2 separate regions of the Homo sapiens genome follow, and region 2 is linked to region 1. A link is a loop called in an ENCODE intact Hi-C map of the cell type or tissue named here. Cell type or tissue: HepG2. All regions are shown on one strand.

Evidence for each region. A loop is a pair of places that touch in the nucleus more often than their neighbours do. Peaks named below come from ENCODE experiments on the same cell type or tissue, not always from the same donor. Only the 100,000 strongest peaks of a DNase experiment are listed, where the experiment ranks them.
Region 2: it touches region 1 in a loop (2.2-fold over the local background); 1 of 110 quality-filtered maps calls a loop at or near these places.

The regions. Positions count from the first base shown.
Region 1 is chr18:6,480,491-6,484,490 of GRCh38, forward strand. No RefSeq gene overlaps it. Among named protein-coding and RNA genes, the nearest start is that of LINC01387, 29 kb to the right of the region's middle. RefSeq lists an enhancer at 2,157-2,216. In HepG2, a CTCF peak has its summit at 2,254 (motif pointing left); a DNase peak (open chromatin) is centred at 2,241; H3K27me3 peaks cover 254 bases.
Region 2 is chr18:6,368,997-6,372,996 of GRCh38, forward strand. The region is part of intron 1 of L3MBTL4 (L3MBTL histone methyl-lysine binding protein 4); the gene reads right to left. Among named protein-coding and RNA genes, the nearest start is that of MIR4317, 3.4 kb to the right of the region's middle. In HepG2, no CTCF peak of the experiment used is centred here; DNase peaks (open chromatin) are centred at 1,635 and 2,115; H3K4me3 peaks cover 1,011 bases.

The DNA.
Region 1 (4,000 bases):
GAAATTAAAAATAGAACTACCATACCATATGACCTAGTAATCCTATACTAAAAGGAGATTAAATCACCCGCTAGTAGAGATACCTGCACTCTTATGTTCACTACAGCATTATTCACAACAGTCAAGGTATGAAAACAACCTAACTGTCAACGGATGAATGGATAAAGAAACTGTAATATTCCAACACACGCACAACAGAATAATTCAGCCTTAGAAAGAAGGAGATCCTGCCATTTGCCACAACATGGTTGAACCTGGAGGATATTATGTGAAGTGAAATAAGCCAGACAGAGAAAGAAAAATATTGCATGATCTCACTTATATGTGGAATCTAAGAAAACAGAAAGGTCATATATGCAGAGATAGAGAACAAAACAGTGGTAACCAGTGGGAGGAAATTGGGAGATGTAGGTCAAAGGATACAAAATAGCAGATACGTGGGATGGACAAGGGTAGAGATCTAATGTGTAACATGAGGACTATAGGTAATAAAAGTACGTTGTATTAGAGAGTTTTGTTAAATAAGTAGATTTTAGCTGCTCTTGGCACACAAATATTGTAACTATGTGAGATGATAGTTATGTTAATTTGTTTCTCTCTAGTAACCAATTTACTATTTATATGTATCCCATATCCAATTGTAAACCTCCAATATACACAATAAAATTTATTTTAAAAAATAATAAAATGAAAATAAAAATATTTACATGAAACTTTTAAAAACCAGCTAAATGGACAAGTAAAGCACATTAATCACAATAAACAAGAAAAATGAAAACTTCACAGAGCTGGAAGTTGTTCATCAGCATTCTCACTACATAAAACACAGTTAGCCTCCTTCTCCCTTCTTGACCCCTAACCCTTCCCCCTCCCCATCCTACCCTCCTATTAAAAAAAGGGAAATATAATAAAAAGCCTGTGAGCTCCAAAAATAGGTAATCCGAGTCCAAGTCTCAAAGATCACGTATGGCATGCTAACAATCTTATCAACATTTCTCGCACTGTGTTTTAATGCAAGACACTCAGTTTTAGATGTTACTCTTCTTCTAGTTTTACCAATATTTGCATCTTATAAACAAACCACAGTGGATTAGGAGTGGTTTGCTGTGTGTGGCTTTGGTTGACTGTCAGTGAAGGGCACTGGACATAGGGACATGAAAAAGAGACAGTGGGGAGAAGAGCAGACAGCATGATGCTGAAGAGAAGAAAAAGAAACCTACGCAAGCAGAAACAAGCAACAGAAACAATAAGGCAGCCCAGAGTTGTTTATTTATCAAAACAGGATTGAGACAATAGGGTAGAGCAAACAGGGTGTCAAACATGGCCTCTGTAGCCCCAAAGGTTGTCACTACACAGAAAGGATGCTCAGCCATAACGAATCAGTTTAATTCTATTCCACGTTTTTCTTGATGAGAAATACATGCCACATTTAAGAAAGCTACCGATTCAAAATGGTTAACATTTTCTAAAAATACACTGAGGTCTACAAAAATTGAATTGGCTTATTGTATCTTCACTGCTGTTGGAGAAGTGAAGTTTTACCATCAGGCAATTCTCCTCCTGTGCATAATGATACCATACTGAAGTTTTAAATAGAAAGACATTGAAGTTTTTGAACCTTAATGTGAAGTTGTCCCTTTCAATTAAATATGGCACATATGTATTAATAAACAGACATCCCTGTAAAGTGAATTTCTCTGTACATGGAATCCAAATTTCTCACTGGTTTATATGTTAAATTCATATGTAGGAAAAACTTTAAAAATGTTCATAAACTATAATAAAGACAATAATTCAGCTCTTCTGAAAACTGCAGGCAGATAGGGTACAGTAGCAGACAGGACTTCGGAAGTACTGGGTTTAAGCCCAGGGCAGGTTAAAGGTTGTGGCTGTGGCTTTGAACAAGCCACTTTTGCCCTTCTGAATCTATGCAGATGCTTTGTTCATTTCAGAAGCATTTCTAGAGCTCCTACTAAGTGCCAGGCCTCATGCTAGGTCTCAGGCATACAAGGGTAAACAAGACAAGGCCTCTGGCTTCATAGGTTATCCAAGAACCTTGAAATGGTTTTGAACTTTTGGGATGAATAATGCTGGAAATTAGTTCAAGACAAATTCCCTGGAGATTTTAAGTGTGAAATACTAAGGATTACACAATTCACTCCCTGCTTAGCGTCTAAGGAGGAATCGCATTTCACCCTCGCTCCCTGGGAAGTGCGTGGCCGCCCCAGTCCTGGGTCCCGTGCTGCCTCAGCACCATCTGCTGGCTCACGAGGGAAGGGCCTGCAGGGAGGTCCTGCGGGGTCGGCCCAGCCCCACCCAAGGACCGCCTTACAGACCTCCTGGCAGGGACCAATGATGGCTGGTTGGCCAAAATAACTCTTGCTGGTGAAGAAAGCTGGGAGAAACATGACGTCTGAAGGGTTACTCGCCACCGTCTGGCGTAGGTGACTCAGCCAGGCAGGACCTCACACAGAGGAAACATTATGATTGCTCTAAGTACTGTAAGAAGAGAATTATTATTTTGTTGTGAGTGTATGATCCAATAAAGGTAACAATATACAGAATCACATGCCCTGTAGGTGAGACTCCAACCCGTCCTAGACTTACTGGCTGTGTGGAGATGCCTGGGAGAGCGTGGCAGGGCTGCAGCAGCTCACATTCCCCACGTACCTGCCCTGGCAGACAGCCTGGGATTGGCAAATGCACAATCATATTCACCAGGTGAAGAAAGGACCAGGACTTCCCCTATGGTCCGTCTTTTCTGATTTTTTTCTTCTTCTTCTTCTTCTTCTTTTTTTTTTTTTTTTTTTTGAGACGGGGTCTCGCTCTGACACCAGGTTGGAGTGCAGTGGAGTGATCTCAGCTCACTGCAACCTCCGACTCCCGGGTTCAAGCAATTCTCCTGCCTCAGCCTCCCGAGTAGCTGGGATTACAGGCGCCCGCCACCATGCCCAGCTAATTTTTGTATTTTTGGAGGAGACAGGGTTTCATCATGTTGGCCAGGATGGTCTCGATCTCCTGACCACGTGATCTGCCCACGTCCGCCTCCCGCAGTGCTGGGATTACAGGCGTGAACCACCGCGCCCAGCCTCTTTTTTGATTCTTGAAGTCACTCTTAGCACTTTGCTGAGGCTGTTTGTTAGCTTAGTGGTTTTCTATTCTGATTGTATCTGTTTTGACTTTGAAGGGAAAATGATATATTTGTTTGGTCAGAAAGACATAAGCCAAATAGTGGTGTGCAGTTGGGTTGCTCCACGAAGCAGAGCCTGAGATGAAGGCTTACAAATGGACTGTTTATTTGAAGGGACAGGATTGTGGGACAGAGGCATAGAACAGGGAAGGAGGGAAAGTTGCATTAAGAAGGTGTTGTCCAATGGGGTACCGTGGCAGGCAGTCAATGCTCTGTCCAGCCTGGATCTTCTGAAGAGCCATTTGAAATATGTCTCAGAACTGTCTTCTCCAGGGAATTGGAGGCTGGACCCCACGTTATGATCATGCAGGTGCAAATACCAGAATGTGCTCCAAGGTGCCTCCTGCATGGCAGCCGCCATCACACCCAAAGGCAAGAAAGAAGAGGCGTGCACAGGTGTGAGATTGCACCTGCGAGAAGCTGTCAGCGTCCTCAGAGAGGCAGAACTTGAGCATTGTGAAATGGCATGCAACAGGAGCCCAGTTCAAGTATTTACTCAGGAATAAAAAGTTTGGACATGTTACAGATGATTTATAACGACCTCCTAAATTATTGTAGCATTATTGATTGATTGGGTAGGTGGAAAAATGTGGAAGCTTGGCTAAGCCTGGGAATAAATAAAGGTGGGTGACTTTTCAGCCTTTATAGTCTATAAAAGAGTATCTCCCCTCACACTCACTTTTTATTATCAGTGCACTACTAGACTCTGACTTTAGCAATTTTGTTGTAAATAATAGTATATTTAGAAATCTATTCTTGAGACTAAGACTATGCATAAAAGGTTCCTGGGAAACCGAAAGTTATCATTTA
Region 2 (4,000 bases), 110 kb before region 1:
TCGCCACTGCACTCCAGCCTGGGTGACACAGACAGACTCGGTCTCAAAAATTAAAAAAAAAAAAAAAGTCAATGCCTGTTATGCACAAGCACTACATTAGTCCAAGGAAGAGAAGGTGAGCGAGGGCTGCAGTCAACAGATGCTTCCTGGAGAAGCGGGGCTACAGCTTGGGGCAGTGTGTCCCCCACATACGGTTTGAGAGCAGTGGTTCTCAAAATTACACAAATTAAAAGACAGAAATCAGCCATCTGTATAAAAATCATAATTCATCAATATGCTGTAAATAAGAAACTAACAGAAGATATAAGAAAGTAGGTTGAAAGCAAGGGAATGTGTCCTCCAGGGGACGGGCAGGGAGGGATGCTGGGGGCATGTGGTGTGCGGAGGCCAGCAATGCTGTTAAACATCCCACAATGCACAGGACAGCCCCTCACCACAAAGAACTCTCTGGTCCAAAACTGTCAATGGTGCTAAGGCTGAGAAGCCTTATACAGAGGAAGGAGAATATTTAGAAGGGATCACTCTATACAAGGGAAATAACACAGGCCATGGCTTAGAAACAGAAAAGAGCTCAGATACACGGAAGGCAATTTCTCATGAGGAATAAGAGGAAATCATGTTGCCCAGGAAGGCTTCATGGAGGGCTGTGAAAGCCAAGCAGGATTACAGCTGGATTTGGTTGGAAAGGGGGATATGCAACAGACCTGGGATGACATTCACAGGACAAGAACTCAAGAGTCAGGGAGTCCCAGAACCCAGCTGGAAGATTTGCTAGAATAGCCCAGGTGCAAAGTAACCAGCAGTTTCTGGTTAAAGAGGAGAAATGGTAGTAAAATGCCTTATAAAGAAAGCACCAGTGGGGCACAGTGGCTCACGCCTATAATCCTAGCACTTTGGGAGGCCGAGGCAGGTGGATCACTTGAGGTCAAGAGTTTGAGACCAGCCTGGCCAACATGGTGAATCCCTGTCTCTACTGAAAATACAAAAATTAGCTGGCCATGGTGGCACGTGCCTGTAGTCTCAGCTACTTGGGAGGCTGAGGCACGAGAATTGCTTGAACCTGGGAGGCAGAGGTTGCAGTGAGCAGAGATCATGCCACTGCACTCCAGCCTGTGTGACAGAGTGAGACTCGGTCTCAAAAAAAAAAAAAAAAAAAAAGAAAGCACTGACCTGGCTTACTATTGGACACAAGGGTGAAGGGAAGGCATAGGTGAGATTTTTATCCGGTCGGTCTTCCTCTCTTGCTTGTGCACCCAGGACAGTGCCTAGCAGAGAGCAGGCATAAATCCTGATGCATAAATCATAAACATAGCAGATTGGCTATAATGTCCTCATGCAAAGGGAAAAATTACATACAATCAAATCAGACTTGGAAAATGATAAATGCCTCTAAAGGAGCAATGAAGTCAGCTTTTGTTCCAGCAGGGGAGACACTGCAGGTTCTTCAATGGGAACCCAGATGGAATCACCAGCCGCCCGTCTATGAGCAGCTGTGGGAAACCACGCCTCCCGTTCAGCACAGCACAGTCCCTTGGGGGCCTACAGAACCCAGCACACATGAGGGTACAGCAGGTCCCCCCTCCCACCCAGGGCAGTGGCAGAATCACACCCACTACTGGTGGCCAAAAGAGATGAAGTCACCTAAGTTAAATGTGTGTATGATTCAAAGGTTTGGCGGTGGTGAAGAGTCCTCCCTGTTGGGAGACTGAGCCGGGAGGTAGACGCAGCTGCTCTGATAAACCCACAGGCCACACTGTCCCCAGTTGACAGGGACAGGGCTGAAGCACTGCCCCCACCAAGCAAGCCGACTCAGAAAAATTTAAAAAAATTAAAAATTTGTAAGAAAAGACGTTTGGGTTTCCATGACTGGAGGCCAGCGCTTTTCATGCACATTTCACCAACCAGCGCTTATCTTTCCTCACTTATCAAATGCAGATCCAGCACTTTCTGTGCACAGAGCATTGTGGGGAATGCACAGGAGCAAGTCTTAGTCGCGCCAAGGAGGGTTCTGTCCAGTTGATTTATTAACTTAGACCCAGGGTCAGCACAGTTTTGTTTTGTTTTTTTAAAGTCCAGACTGTAAATATTAAGGCTTTGAGGGTCATAGTCCCTGCGGTAATTACTTAAACTCTGCCATGAGAGCATGAGGGGAGCCACACAATATGAAAACAAATGGGCATGGCTGCGTGCCAGTAAAAATACTGACAAAACTGGCGGCGGGCCAGATGTGGCCACTAGGCTATGGCTTGCCACCCCCTGGCTTACACCTGTACTGTGAGCTGATGAACCAGAATACAAACCATCAGAGAACTTGGCAGAACACACAGAGCGGAGTTCTGGAAATGCCTGTGAAAAGCAAGTTTTGATGAGGGTGGAAGACAGCACCAGGGCTGGTTACTCTGTAAGCGAGACCCTGCGGGGAGAGCCTCTCAGAGGAAGCTAAGTGCCCAGGGCAGCCCAGCCTCATGTTGGGAAAGAGCAACACACCCAGGAAATTCAAGCATAAAGCACTGCACGATCCTGAGGAAAGCCAACTCTGCCTGGCAAATCATCCTCCAAAATTTCACCAAAACCCTTACTACCACAGAGCATATCTTCCAAAAAATGGCCTTACAATTCCCGCCCCAAATGTTACTGAATTGTTAAGGCAGGGCACTGGTGCTTGGTAATAACAAATAATGCTTAGAGAACTTTCCTAATTTAGCTACAAATGCATATGTCACTGAACTGTGGTTAAGAAAATAGATGCCAACCTATAATAAAGCAGAAAACCTAATAATTTGATCTTGTTCTTGGTTTCAGAACACTGTAAGAAATCATTATTTTAATTCCAGGCTCAGTTTCTCAAGAAGCTTATCAATATCACCATAAAGACATACATGAATTCCATGAGGCTCTCCACAATAGCCTCTCTTCAATGTCTACCTTGACGCAATGAACACAGGCCTGAAGCCATAAAGAAGATACATGTCACAACTCAGAACTGTTGGGAGAGACAGTGCTCCTGGGCCCTTGGGCCCCTACACATCTTGTCAGGGGTGCCAAGACTGCAGGCCCTGACCACCCCTCCACCCAGGCCATTTCCTAAGGTTGTTTATGCAGCTGGTAACTTTGAAAGATGAGTTAACTTCTTTCCTCCTTTCTCCACCTCCCTCTCTCAGCCCCTGGGAAAGACTAGGCTTATTTACTGCTTGCTAAAAAAGTGGTGGCTGCCCCTGCCTAGATGTGCAACTCTGCTATGATGCAAATACACTGCATGCCCAGCATCCACCTGGTCCATAGCAAGCTGCCCTATGGGGATGTGTGGGGCAAGGGAAACTGACATAAATATGCCGATGCTGGTGTGCTTGCTGTATCAAGAATTAGACACCCCTTTGCCTCTGACCCAGGAGTCTTGTGTCCTCTGCCAGCACCCATGACAAATAACACAGGCTTATTTGTAACAGTGTCTTATTAGTTTGAAAGCAAGGTAAGATCAAATCCCAGAACCAACTATAATTCTCTTCAATATTAAATAGAAATTTGCAACTCTTTATTTCATTTTCCTCTTTTCAATATCCATTCTTCCGCAAGGCCTCTTAAACTATGAGTGGTGAAAGCTCCTGGTCTTGCACAAAGCAATCCCAGTTCACACCTGCTGACCTACTGTTTCCAATCCAGTAAGTGCCCCCTTTCACTCTCCAAAGTGTCCTCACCTGTACATTAAATTATATGATCACCCTACTTATAACCCAATGGACAGATATGTAATTGCTGAAAATATGTAAATTGCTTCAGTGTTTTCTTTGTGATCATTTTTCTTTAAAAACAAAAAAAGGAACAACAGTCTGACTCCAATTCTTTCACTTAAAACATGTTTTCCTGCAGGAACTTAACCCACCATAATTATATTTTGCAAATAATGGGAAGAAAGTTTAAATTCAGTATCCTCTTGAAGCAAGATGACAATCAATGGTTGTTAAGTGCTTTATTGTTGCAAAGCACATTTAAATATACACTA